2 separate regions of the Homo sapiens genome follow, and region 2 is linked to region 1. The links are chromatin contacts, found by Hi-C or POLR2A ChIA-PET in ENCODE. All regions are on one chromosome and are shown on one strand. The core of a region is the stretch at or near the end of the contact, and the rest is flanking DNA. Distances in the headings are between cores, read along the strand shown.

Evidence for each region. A loop is a pair of places that touch in the nucleus more often than their neighbours do. ChIA-PET counts read pairs that join two places held with the same protein, here RNA polymerase II (POLR2A). Pooled maps may share reads with other maps.
Region 2: a loop to region 1 is called in a pooled map, with 2.0 times the contacts of the local background. The contact joins the enhancer-like site here to the promoter of PEDS1 in region 1. A Hi-C loop is called at or near these places in 5 of 50 pooled maps. POLR2A ChIA-PET finds 5 or more read pairs at or near these places in 3 of 52 experiments (CD8-positive, alpha-beta memory T cell, GM12878 and activated CD4-positive, alpha-beta T cell).

The regions. Positions count from the first base shown.
Region 1 is chr20:50,151,766-50,158,167 of GRCh38, reverse strand. PEDS1 (plasmanylethanolamine desaturase 1) reads left to right here and starts at 4,445. Exons shown (of 6, transcript NM_199129.4): 1 at 4,445-4,651. The coding sequence starts at 4,531. PEDS1-UBE2V1 (PEDS1-UBE2V1 readthrough) reads left to right here and starts at 4,445. Exons shown (of 8, transcript NM_199203.3): 1 at 4,445-4,651. The coding sequence starts at 4,531. RefSeq lists a silencer at 4,012-4,691.
Region 2 is chr20:50,576,045-50,582,522 of GRCh38, reverse strand. PTPN1 (protein tyrosine phosphatase non-receptor type 1) reads right to left here. Exons shown (of 10, transcript NM_002827.4): 6 at 3,894-4,103; 7 at 3,194-3,355; 8 at 2,597-2,820; 9 at 1,063-1,258. Among named protein-coding and RNA genes, the nearest start is that of MIR645, 6.5 kb to the left of the region's middle. Within about 2 kb of position 5,167, at least 14 of the 41 ENCODE cell types and tissues checked have a DNase peak (open chromatin) inside an H3K27ac peak, as active enhancers do.

The sequences.
Region 1 (6,402 bases), core at 3,196-5,695:
CTCAGCTCACTCGGATCACTCGCCTCCCAGGATCAAATGATTCTCCTGCCTCAGTCTCCCAAGTAGCTGGGATTACAGGCATGAGCCACCACATCCGGCCAAGGCAAAGGATTTTAATAGATATTTCTCCAAAAAAGATATACGTGGCCGGGCGCGGTGGCGCATGCCTGTAATCCCAGCACTTTGGGAGGCCGAGGCAGGTGTATCACCTGAGGTCAGGAGTTCACAATCAGCCTGACTAACATGGTGAAACCCCGTCTCTACTAAATACAAAAAAATTAGCTGGGCGTGATGGCGCATGCCTGTAATCTGAGCTACTGGAAGAATAAAAAAGTGCAGTTCTGACATGTGCTACAACATGGATGAACCTTGAAAACATTATGCTAAGTGAAAGAAGCCAGACAAAAAAGGCTTCATATAATTATAGATTATATGATTCCATTATATTGAAATGTCCAGTAGAAGCAAGTCCTTAGAAGCAGAAAGTAGATTAATGGTTACCAGGGGCTGGGGAAAGAGGGAAGTGAGGGAGTAACTGCTAATGGATATGGGGTTTCTTTTGGGGGTACTTAAAATGTTCTGGAACTAGATAGTCGTGATGATTACACAACTGTGTGAATATACTAAAAACCACGGAATTTAATATGGTTCACTTTATACTTTAAAAGGTATGAAATTTATATCTCTTGGTGGGGCATGGTGGCTCATGCCTGTAATCTCAGCACTTTGGGAGGCCAACACGGACGGATCACGAGGTCAGGAGTTCGAGACCAGCCTGGCCAACATGGTGAAACCCCATCTCTACTAAAAATACAAAAATCAGCCAGGGATTGTGGGCGCCTGTAATTTCAGCTACTCAGGAGGCTGAGGCAGGAGAATCGCTTGAAACCGGAAGGCAAAGTTTGCAGTGAGCCGAGATCACGCCACTGCACTCCAGCCTGGGTGACAGAGCGAGACTCTGTCTCAAAAAAAAAAAAAAAAAGATTTATATCTCATGAAACAAAAGATATAGGCTGGGCACAGTGGCTCATGCCTATAATCCCAGCACTTTGGGAAGCTGAGGTGGGAGGATGGCTTTAGCCCAGGAGTTTGAGACCAGCCTGGGCAACATGGCAAAACCCCATCTCTACCAACAATACAAAAGTTAGCCAGGCATGGTGGCGAGCACCTGTAGTCCCAGCTACTTGGGAGACTGAGGTGGGAGAATCCCTTAAGCCTGGGAAGTCAAGGCTGCAGTGAGCCAAGATTGTGCCACTGCTGCACTCCAGCCCAGGTGACAGAGTGAGACCCTGTCTCAAAAAAAAAAAAAAAAAAAAAAGGCGGGTGGGGTGGCTCACGCCTGTAATCCCAGCACTTTGGAAGGCTGAGGTGGGCAGATCACGAGGTCAAGAGACCGAGACCATCCTGGCCAACACGGTGAAACCCGGTCTCTACTAAAAATACAAAAATTAGCTGGGTGTGGTGGCGCGTGCCTGTAGTCCCAGCTACTCAGGATGCTGAGGCAGGAGGATCGCTTGAACCCGGGGGGCAGAGGTTGCAGTGAGACGAGATTGTGCCACTGCACTCCAGCCTGGCGACAGAGTGAGACTCCGTCTCAAAAAAAAAAAAAAGTCGGCCGGGCGCGGTGGCTCACGCCTGTAATCCCAGCACTTTGGGAGGCCGAGGCGGGTGGATCATGAGGTCAGGAGATCGAGACCATCCTGGCTAACAAGGTGAAACCCCGTCTCTACTAAAAATACAAAAAATTAGCCGGGCGCGGTGGCGGGCGCCTGTAGTCCCAGCTACTCGGGAGGCTGAGGCAGGAGAATGGCGTGAACCCGGGAAGCGGAGCTTGCAGTGAGCCGAGATTGCGCCACTGCAGTCCGCAGTCCGGCCTGGGCGACAGAGCGAGACTCCGTCTCAAAAAAAAAAAAAAAAAAAAAAAAAAGTCAGATCATGTCATTCCTCTACTCAAAACCCCACAGGGAAGGGACTTCCCAGCTCATTTTAAGTAACTGTCTCCCCCATATCCTTTAGGTCTTGGATCCAATGTCACCTTCTTAAACAGGACTTCCCTAACCTTCACCCCCACCTCCCAAGAAAGCAGGGATTCTGTCACATTCCCTGCTGTTTCCCTGGGACAGGTTGGTGTTTAATAAACATGTTCAGTGAATGAATGAAGGAATGAGTTATCTCAGGCAGTCTGTCCATCAACCATCTGGTGCTGGCCACTGTGAGGGTCTCTGGACAGCAGCAGTAACCAGCCACCCTACCCTGTTTGGAGGCTGTGGGATACGAGCAGAGAGCTTTAGAAGGTATTTACCTGAAATCTGACATCCAGCCCCCACCAAAGCCACCAACCGCGCCCCCCCCCCCCCGTCCGCCGCCCCCCACCCAAGCCTTAAGCTCCTGGGTTAAAAAATCCAACTGTTGGATTAACTGTGCTGTTAATACTGATGCAAAACCAGCCAGCTTCACCGGAATTCACCAGGACTTGGGTTGCAACCCATCCCTGCCACTGGAAGGTGGCTTTTCCTTCCTGGGAGCAGGTGTGGGAAAGAAACGGAGGGAGCATAGGCCTGGGTGGGGACAGTGGCTGTCTATGGTAGGAACACTCAGGAAACAGCCCTGGGGTGACTGGTAGTGCAGGAATCCAGGACTTAAACCCTCAGAGAACCTGGATTCTGGAAGGGGATCTTACCTTCCCTCTCTGCTCCCCCAGCACCTTTCAGGACCTTCCACAGCCTCTAGGGAGGCTCCTATGTGATCTCACTGTATGGATTTTTTTTTTTTTTGAGACCAAGTCTCACTCTTGTCACCCAGGTTGGAGTGCAGTGGCGCCATCTCGGCTCACTGCAACCTCCACCTCCCAGGTTCAAGTGATTCTCCTGCCTCAGCCTTCCAAGTATCTGGGATAAGTAGCTTGCCTAATTTTTGTATTTTTAGTAGAGACAAGGTTTTACCATGTTGTCCAGGCTGGTCTCAAACTCCTGGCCTTAGGTGATCCACTGGCCTCGGCCTCCCAAAGTGCTGGGATTACAGGCCTGAGCCACCGCGTCCAGCCTGTATGGAATTTTTTTTTTTTTTTTTTGAGACGGAGTCTCCCTCTGTCGCCCAGGCTGGAGTGCAGTGGCGCGATCTCGGCTCACTGCAAGCTCCGCCTCCCGGGTTCACGCCATTCTCCTGTCTCAGCCTCCCGAGTAGCTGGGACTACAGGCGCCCGCCACCGCGCCCAGCTAATTTTTTGTATTTTTAGTAGAGACGGGGTTTCACCGTGTTAGCCAGGATGGTCTCGATCTCCTGACCTCATGATCCGCCCGCCTTGGCCTCCCAAAGTGCTGGGATTACCGGCGTGAGCCACCGCGCCCGGCTGCCTGTATGGAATTTCTATGAGAAATTATTGCATACTTTGTTGTCGGTTAGACCTGGGGTAAATCCCTGCTGCTGTCATTTATCTGCCGAAGTATTAGACGCATCTGGCTGAGCCTTAATTCATTCATCAAGCATTTATTGAGCTTCTACCATGTTCCAGCCCCGATCCTGGCACGGGGGCCCTGCTGTAAACAAAGCTGTTCTCTGCCCTCAGGAGCTTGCTCTCTGATAGGAGAGACAGGGACTGCAAGCTCAATCCCCACCAGAAGCGCTGTGAAGACAAAACAGGGTGATGTCACAGTGACTGGAGGAGGGGGCACCTTTGAGCAGGGTGGTGGTGGTGGGGCTCTCTGAGGAGGCAATACCATTGGTGTTTAAGAGTCAAATAAATGTTGCTCGTCTAGCTCTTGGTCCAGCACCTGACAGATATTAAGCGCTCAGCAAATCTCATAGTGACCCTAGTTGTCATTTTCATTAGTTTACTGTCCTCGCCACCGGGAGAACATGAGCTGGGGAGGATGCGGGGCAGGCTCGACGTTTCTCCTCTTTGGGCGCACAGCACAGAGCTGGCACACAGCTGATGAACACATGGCACCCGAAACCTCTGCACACAGTAGGGCTTGATAAACCAGCCCACTCTCCATCGGCCTCGCTAGGGAGCATCGTACAGAGCACCCGCCAAATGCTTCCTGGCCTCGGCCCCAGCCCGGCGCCCTGCCCTCGCGTTCCTTGCACACAGTGGGCGCTTAACGCTGCCGGCTCAAGAAATGCCCATTTCTGGGCCCTGCCTCGGCCCATTGCATGGGCCCGTGAACCGAAGCCTAGCTGGGCGGCGACGCGCCGCGAGCTCCCAGTGGGCTGGAGCCGGGAGCCCTGCCGGGGCTGAGCTGGGAAGGCGGGCACGCGCCTCCGCCCCAAGCTTCCGCGCCCAGCTGCGTCCAGCTGCGTCCCAGCCTCCGGCTCGCGGCGGTTGGCTGCGGCTCAGCGACGTCCGATTGGCCTGCGCGGCTCCGGCGCGAGCCCCGATTGGCTGTGACGCGCGGCCGGGCGAGGACCCCGCCCGCGCCGCCGCCGCGCCCGGCGCTGGGCGGTCATTGGGCGGCGTGATCTCGCCGCGGTTCCGCGGCCCTGCCGCCGCCGCCGCCAGCAGAGCGCACCGGGCCGATCGGGCGAGTGGCCATGGCGGGCGCCGAGAACTGGCCGGGCCAGCAGCTGGAGCTGGACGAGGACGAGGCGTCTTGTTGCCGCTGGGGCGCGCAGCACGCCGGGGCCCGCGAGCTGGCTGCGCTCTACTCGCCAGGTAAGACCTCTGGGCCCCCCTCCAGGCCTGCGGTCACCAGCCCCGGCTGCGGACAGCGACCCCAGACTGGAGTCCCAACCTCGGGCCCAGATGCGGAACTCCAGCCCGGGTGTCTAACTTGCAAATAGCAAGTTCGGGGACCCCACCCCAGTGTCCCTTCCGAACCCAAGCCAGAACCTTGGCCCCGGGGTTTCCTGGCTGCAGAGACACTCCCCAGATCAAGAAATTACCATGAGCTCCCTGGGCGACAAACGGAGCTCCCATCGGACCCGCAGATACGGAATCCTAGCCCCGGGGCATTCTCGGTTGTGAAGAGTGCTCCTAGACTTAGAACCCCACCCCCTCATCCCCCCAGGACCCGGTCCAAGCCCAAAGCTGCCCTTCAGCTGTAAGCACTGCCCTCAGGCCCCTAAAAGTCACACCTCATCCTGGGTTCCCCAGATCTGGAATCTACATCCTAGTACCTCCTCTGTGCCCTAGCCCAGGCCCTGGGCTGCAAACAATGACCTCACCTCCCTAACCTGGGAATGTCAGCCCCTCTGCCCAGGGAACCCTAACTCAGGGGCTTCCAGCTGCACGGTACCCCCCACACCCTTCCCCCAAAACCCCATCCTAGTGATAGCTTCAGTGGCTACAGACCGATATCCTCTCCCCAACCCTCCAGTGGTGAGCATCAGTCCTTGCCCCATATTCCTGGATCCCAGGCAGTGAGGGGACTGAATGTACCCCACTGTAAGCTCCCCTGTACATAAGCCCCAACTCTAGCTCTTGCCCCTCCCTCACATCCATGTATTGGCCCCTTCCTTAGGACTTGGGACTGGAACCCCCATATTCCCCAGACCAGATCATAAGTTGGAGTTCACCTCTCCCTCTCTGTCCCTTTCCCTCAGGCCACGGTTTCTCCCTAGCTTCTTCCTGCTTTGCTCACTGTATATGCTCCAGCAAGCACCCCCCCTACACCCACTTTTGTGACTCCTACGTGAGCCCTAGGAATTTTACTGTTTGGCCTCAGGAGGGCCCTATATCCCCAGGAGTTAAGGAAGTGCCTTTGAGAACTCCTGGTTCAGGTGACTGGGAGGCACCTCTACCTGGGTGTCACCATGGAATGAAGCTTTGTTTGTCAAATATCCTGACATCCTTCCTTTTTCTGTGGGGCAGCCACCAAGCACCACATGCAGCCCTTGCCTGGAGTGGGCCTGGGGTCACTAGCACCTTAGCTTTCTGCCCTCACTGGCCTGGGTTCCATGCCGTCTCTTCCTTAAAAGGCGGCATGGCCACGGACCATTTGCATTTCCTCACTGGGTCCTAGACCACTCCATTCTCTGTATGTGATTTTTCACACCTGACTTGGGCACCTGGTCCATGCCGCTATGGTTTCTTCAGGCCTATACCCAAGACACCCAGCCTATGGACTTAAAACCTCCTGCTCTCCTGGGGGTAGGCCAGGGTTAACATCCTGACTCTGTTATTCAGCTGTATGACCTGGTCCAAGCCACTTTCCGTCTCTGTTTCCCCTTGGTTTCCTTGCAAGTTAAAGTTTATCTGCCCCTTCGTGTTAGGAAGTGGAAATGAGATCGTCCACTGGCATTCAGTAGGCACTCCCTGTTGTTGTGTGGGTTTTTTTGTTGTTTTTTGTTTTGTTTTGTTTTATTTGTTTTGAGATGGAGTCTCACTCTGTTGCCCAGGCTGGAGTGCAGTGGCGTGATCTCGGCTCACTGCAAGCTCCTCCTCCCGGGTTCACGCCATTCTCC
Region 2 (6,478 bases), core at 3,918-6,417, 420 kb before region 1:
GAAAAAATTGTTTGCATTTTGCAAAACCATCTGATGTACTCAGATGCCACCTGGAAAGAGGTAAAATATTTAAAACCACGAAAAAGTCTTAGGAGGTCATTTCCATGGCCAGAGCTCTGAGGCTAGTCCTCTCTCTTCCCCTTACTTAACAGCAACACACGTCTAACGTGTGAATTTCTGCTGAAATGGCACTTCTCCCAATGAGGTGGAGCCCACTTCTCTGAATTAACAGCGGGTTGACATGCCAATGGCCACCCTGTGGTGACCTCTGACCCCCAGGCAGAGGCCTCGAGGACACCCATTTATGGGGATGGGGTGATGAGGGCTGGTACATGAGCAAGATGGCTGTCACAGGAGGGAGCAATGGAGAAAGGACAATGGAAACCCAGCGGGGACACCCTGAGCAGAAGCAGAGGCAGGTTCTGTTTTTCTAGACGGCCTTTTGTTGCTGTTCTTCTTATAGTGGGAAAGCTCAAAGACCCTGTCCTGGCTCAGTGTGCACACAGCTGAGGGGGGCTTGAGCGCAACAGCGTCCTAACCCTCTTCTCCAAGGGAGTTTACATTCGTAAAAGTTTGGGATTCCTTCCCTGGGAAATCAAATATAAATTATATGGCTGATTACATCACCTAAGGGTATGAGAAAGTTTCATAAGTGCCTACTTTGTTTTTTTTTGTTCCAGAAATAACAAAAAGCTGCTTTTTATAAAGGTTAAAAACAACAATGTGTTGTAACTCTATTTTTTTCCAAAAACAAAGGAATAAAAAAAAAAAGAGAGAGAGAAACAGACGTATTTGGCATTTTCTCTACTTACTCCTGAATAGGTTAAGGCCCTGAGATTAGACTCTTATATTCTTGGGACCAGAGGGCTCCTTAAAACCCCAGTGCATCGATCCTTAATTCTCTTGTTAGCCCTTCCACAGTTCCAGACTTTAAAAACCTTTGATCTGTTTCTTCTGAGACTGGCTCAGATGCACCACAGAACTGAATCCTACCATCGGGCTAGCGGCCAGTGCTCTCTGCACACGAGCATCTCGCCAGCGCGTCTGTCAGTGGAAACATACCCTGTAGCAGAGGTAAGCGCCGGCCGTGAGGACCGTAGCCACGCACATGTTGACCAGGAAGGGCTTCCAGTAACTCAGTGCATGGTCCTCGTCCTTCTCGGGCAGTGACGGCTCCCCTTTGGCTGGGGAGGCAGCCTGGGCACCTCGAAGACTTCCCCCCACGACCCGACTTCTAACTTCAGTGTCTTGACTCATGCTGAGGAATCAGAGGGCAGAGATGGGTTACTCACTTTGGAGAAAATGAATGGCAAGGATGCTGCTATTGTGGCAGGAATTCTAGGAAAAAACAAGCCACGTGTAGACAGAGTTGGATGATGTTAACCTTCCAGCGAGCCAGCCCCCTCTGCTTGGAGGGAGGGCCAGGCCAGGGCCCACATCAGCCTGAAGTCCACTTGTCACCCCCTCCCCCAGGTACTTCAGATAGCACCCACACCCAGGGTAGGGTTCACAAGGTGCCTGGGCGACTGGTCACTGTGAGGATTTATCTGGCTGGAGGACTCACTGGTGTACACACTACTGTATGATTTGCCTTCTCATGTACTGCAATTGCAATGTCTGGCCACATCAGTACACCCAGATCTCATTCTTTAAGAGCTACAGAATATCCCAACACCGGGAGAGAACATAATTGATCAGGTCCCTGGTTATATCATTGGCCTGTCTCTAATTTTTCACTACTACAAACAATGCCACAACAAACACAACTACCTATACACATCTTTACACGCTTGTTTTGAGAGTTGCTGCAAAGTAAATTTCTCCATGTATACAACTGCTGGGTCAAGTATGCACACGTCTTAAAACTTCCCTCCAGAAAGCAGGTACCAAGGGCACAGCCGGCAGTCATCTCCAGCTGGAACTAACACCTGCTCATTCTGCAAACTTTCCGTGCACGGCCACCTACTGCAAGCAGCCTTCCCTGACCACCTCAGCGGACACCTCTATCACATCACTGTCCATGGGCCCCCACCAAAATATGCTTTGGGTCTGCCTTTTTCCCAGCAAGATGGTCTAGAACACAGACCAGGGGACATGTTCTAGTTAACTCAGTACACCACACATATCAATAGGTACTCAATAATGGTTGTTAACCTGCAAGGAAGTAAAATGGGATTTAATCAAGACCACATAAAAAAGGTTACATTCCCCAAAGGACCACTGTGGGGACTGAGGGCACTCAAGCCTGGACATCACATTTCAGGACTGTCCGGAAACCTGGGGGAGGGCGCTGTCGTCAGGGGGGGCAGAAAAACCCTACTCGGTGGCTCCGAGCCCCTCATTCCAACAAGCACCACAAGGTGGCACTAGAAGCCCACAGAAGTGGCTCATGTCCTGCGGCCACCCTGTGCCCAATACCGGACCTCCAGCAGCCAGGAGTGGAGTGGCTGTGGTCCACGCGCCCTGTTCCCCAAGGATGCGGAAGCGCTGCTTGCCAACAGGAGGCTGCATCCACAGGGTTTCAGTACCAGCGTGTGTTTCTAGAACAGAAAGTCATTTCCCCTCACCCCAACAAGCTGGGACCCAATCATATTACCTTTCGATGCCGTAGGGTGCGGCATTTAAGGGGCTTCCTTTTTCTTCCTTGATGGGGCAGTCTTTATCCTCCTGGGTCTCTTCCTTCACCCACTGGTGATTTGGGAAGAACTCCCTGCATTTCCCATTGTGTGGCTCCAGGATTCGTTTGGGTGGCCGGGGAGGTGGGGGGATATGCTCGGGTGGGGGCTCCAGGTCCTCGTGGGAAAGCTCCTTCCACTGATCCTTGAAAGAGCAGCAAGAGGAAGTCCTATTAGTGTTCACTTCGGCTGGTTTGTCAGGAAATCCCTTTGCATGAGCAGAGGTGACGGCTTGGCGAGGGGCTCTCGGCCTCTCAGGGCTGCAGCCATGTACTTGGAAGATGAAATCTTTTGAAAATAAAGTCTCGTCTTCCTATCAATGCTCTCTATGTGAGCACTTCAAAGGCACAAAGTGCAACATGGTGAACATTTTGACAACTTTCTAGCTATTTTAAACATGAAGGGTAGCTATTTCCCCTGACACCAGACGGTGTTTGAACTTTTACAACTGACAGCCTCCTTCAAAGACAAAAAAGTTAAAATGGTCACACCTGGATTCAAACAAAGGCAATGCTGACCTGCACGGAAGAGTCCCCCATGATGAATTTGGCACCTTCGATCACAGCCAGGTAGGAGAAGCGCAGCTGGTCGGCTGTCTGGATCAGCCCCATCCGAAACTTCCTCATTTCTAACAGCACTTTCTTGATATCAACGGAAGAAGGGTCTTTCCTCTTGTCCATCTGAAAGCCAGAGAGGAGATATAAGTCAGCCAGGTCCAATTCTCAAGGGCAACGTTAATAACACCGTTAGATGTCTGTCCCCTCCCAATCTCATGCTGAAATGTGATCCCTAGTGTTGGAGGTGGGGCTGGGTGGGAGGTGTCTGGGTCAGGGGGACAGGTCCCTCATGAAAGGCTTGGTGCCCTCCCTGAGGCAATGCATTCACAAGAGAGCTGGTTAAGAGTCTGGGACCTCCCCCATCTCTTGCTCCTGCTCCCCTTCACCTTCCACCATGACTGGAAGCTCCCTGAGGCCTCCCCAGGAGCCGAGCAGATGCTGGTGCCATGCTTGTACAGCCTGCAGAACCGGGAGCCAGTTAAACCTCTTTTCTTTACAAATTACCGAGTCTCAGGTACGCCTTTATTAGTAACGCAAAAACAGACTAACACAGTGAGTCTCTGTATTTTGGAAGAGGAGCGCTTCAGTTTCTACTTAGGAAAAAACATCACAGCAGAGCAGGTAGAGGAGCTCCCCAGGGCACCCGCGAGGGCCTCCTTACCAGCAAGAGGCAGGTATCAGCCAGACAGAAGGTTCCAGACCTGCCGATGCCTGCACTGCAGTGCACCACAACGGGCCCGTGCTCCGGGCTGAGTGACCCTGACTCTCGGACTTTGAAAAGAAAGTTCAAGAATGAGGCTGGTGATTCAGGGACTCCAAAGTCAGGCCATGTGGTATAGTGGAAATGTAAGATCTCTCGAGTTTCTTGGGTCTGAAAGAGAAAAATACTCATGATGATTCTAAAAGAATCATCTGTACAGAAATCACTAATTCCAAGTACACACAGAGTCACCTTCCACTCTCTACCTCTAAGAGGAACATTCATTCTCAGACTTTCTCCCAGGGTCCACACACCCAGTCAACAAATACCACACCCTGGGGCCAGGCCCTGGGCTTGACACTGAACCTGCAGGGTGCGCCTGCTTAGACTTCATTTCCCTTCGGATTGAAGAGTCCCCTCACCTCTTTTCTCCCTATCACTTCCACTGTCTACATGGTTACAACTGGTTTCTCTCTGTCTCACGAGTCACAATGATGCTGGGCAGCCACCCATAAAATCTTGTCATAAAGCCCTGCAAGGCCTCCCGTGAAAAAGTGAACAAGGAACAGCAGGTGAGGCACTGGCTCTGGGCAACTTTCAGACGGGGGCTTCAAGATGATCTGGAGGTTTCAGAGGATTGTCACTTTAGAGAAAAAAGTAGCAGACTTGGTCTCCAAAGACTGGTGACTCCAAGGTGTGGCTCAACACCCAGCTGAAGAGGCAGTCAATGCGAACGGCATCAGCCCATGAACCGAGTGTGTCCTACGTGCTGGCGCTGCGCTCTCCCACCAGCTGCTCCAGGCAGGCACTCCCATCCATTTTCCGATGAGGAGGTGGATGTTTGGAGGCAGAGAGTCCATGCTGAGAGCCTGCTGCAGACACGTTTGAAAGGTGGACCCCAGCCCTTGTCCCAGAATGTCTCTTCCGTGGCTGGGTCTGCCCCAGAGGAACAGAAGCAATGGCCTGGCGTCTGTTTCCAGCTCTGCTCCTTCCTTGAGGCTTCTGGCGGCTGTGATCAAAAGGCAGCCCTCACTGGGGGGAGTACGCAACATCTTCAATGACCTAAGAGCTCCTAGTAAATGGGAACCAGTCACTTGGTAAGCAAGGCCCTGAGAGGGAAAGGGCTCTGGAAGTGAAAGTCTCCTAACATGGGCCCGGGAAGACAGCCACAGACAGGAACCATACCAGCCTGGAGAGTTTCCCTGTGGCCCAGTGCCAGGGCCACCTGGCGAGCAGCTGATGGCAGAAGGATTCAGGCCAGAGATCTGCTCATGATGCCTTCCTTCACTTGACGAATGTCCACACTATGCCAATCATGTGCCAGTCACTGTGCCAGGGAGGCGGGGGCAAAGACACCACCTCACCCTCACAGAGCTCATGGCATAGTTACTAGGACCTCCCCCAACTCTGCTGGGATGAAAATAATACATATTTAACCCTGCCTCAGCCATTAAATACACTAGTAAATAATATTTAATGTTCATTAAATATTAAATACAGTATCTTGGCACAGAACAAGGAGAAATTTGTGTATGTTAGGATAATTGCTAGACTCACACTAGGCAATTCCATCATTCTTTCCTCTCTAGAAAATGGTATCCATATAACCTTAATGACATTAAAGAAGAAGAAATACCTCTTCTATTTGGTGGGTGGAGGCAGGTGGGGAAGAAAAGGACTTAAAATGTATTTTTAAAAAATTATTATTATTATTTTGAGACAGAGTCTTGCTCTGCCGCCCAGGCTGGAATGCAGTGGCATGATCTCGGCTCAATGCAACCTCCGCCTCCTGGGTTCAAGCAATTCTCTGCCTCAGCCTCCCGAGTAGCTGGGATTACAGGTGCCCGCCACCACGCCCGGCTAATTTTTTTTTTTTTTGTATTTTTAGTAGAGATGGGGTTTCACCATCTTGGCCAGGCTGGTCTTGAACCCCTGGCCTCGTGAACCACCCACCTCAGCCCCTCAAAGTGCTGGGATTACAGGTGTTAGCCACCGTGCCCGGCCGTTAAAATGTATTTTAAAATTGAATAAGAAGCAAGCATGCCAAATGCAAGTTTTCCTTTAATCCTTGAAGGTGTGGGTTACCGCCCACTGACACCCTCCCTCACACCTGCTCACCTCTTTCACAAGGAACTCATTCCAGCCTTGTGCTAGAACAGACAGCTATGGCTGAGAAAAGCCTTTTAAAAACAAAGTCTGTTGGAGCAAACAGATCCTAACATCAAAACCTCTGAGCTGGCTGTATTCACTCTGCCAAGCAAAAAGCGCACAGCTCTTCTGCTCTGTTGAAATTCAGTTTCCCTCAACAAGCAAATAGTTTCCCAGAAGTCACTCTTAATGTCAGGCTTGCAAATGCTAAAAAGCATTCTTTTAAAAGGCTACTGCATAAATCCTCTAGCACATTCCAACACACTGCCCATGTTACTCCTGAGAATCTTCCAGAAAGCACCTCCATCCACCGTACTCAGAACCCTCTGCCCCATCAGGGCTATGGCAGGGCTGGTGACTCCGGCGCGGTCACCACCAGAGGGCAGAAAGCACTCACA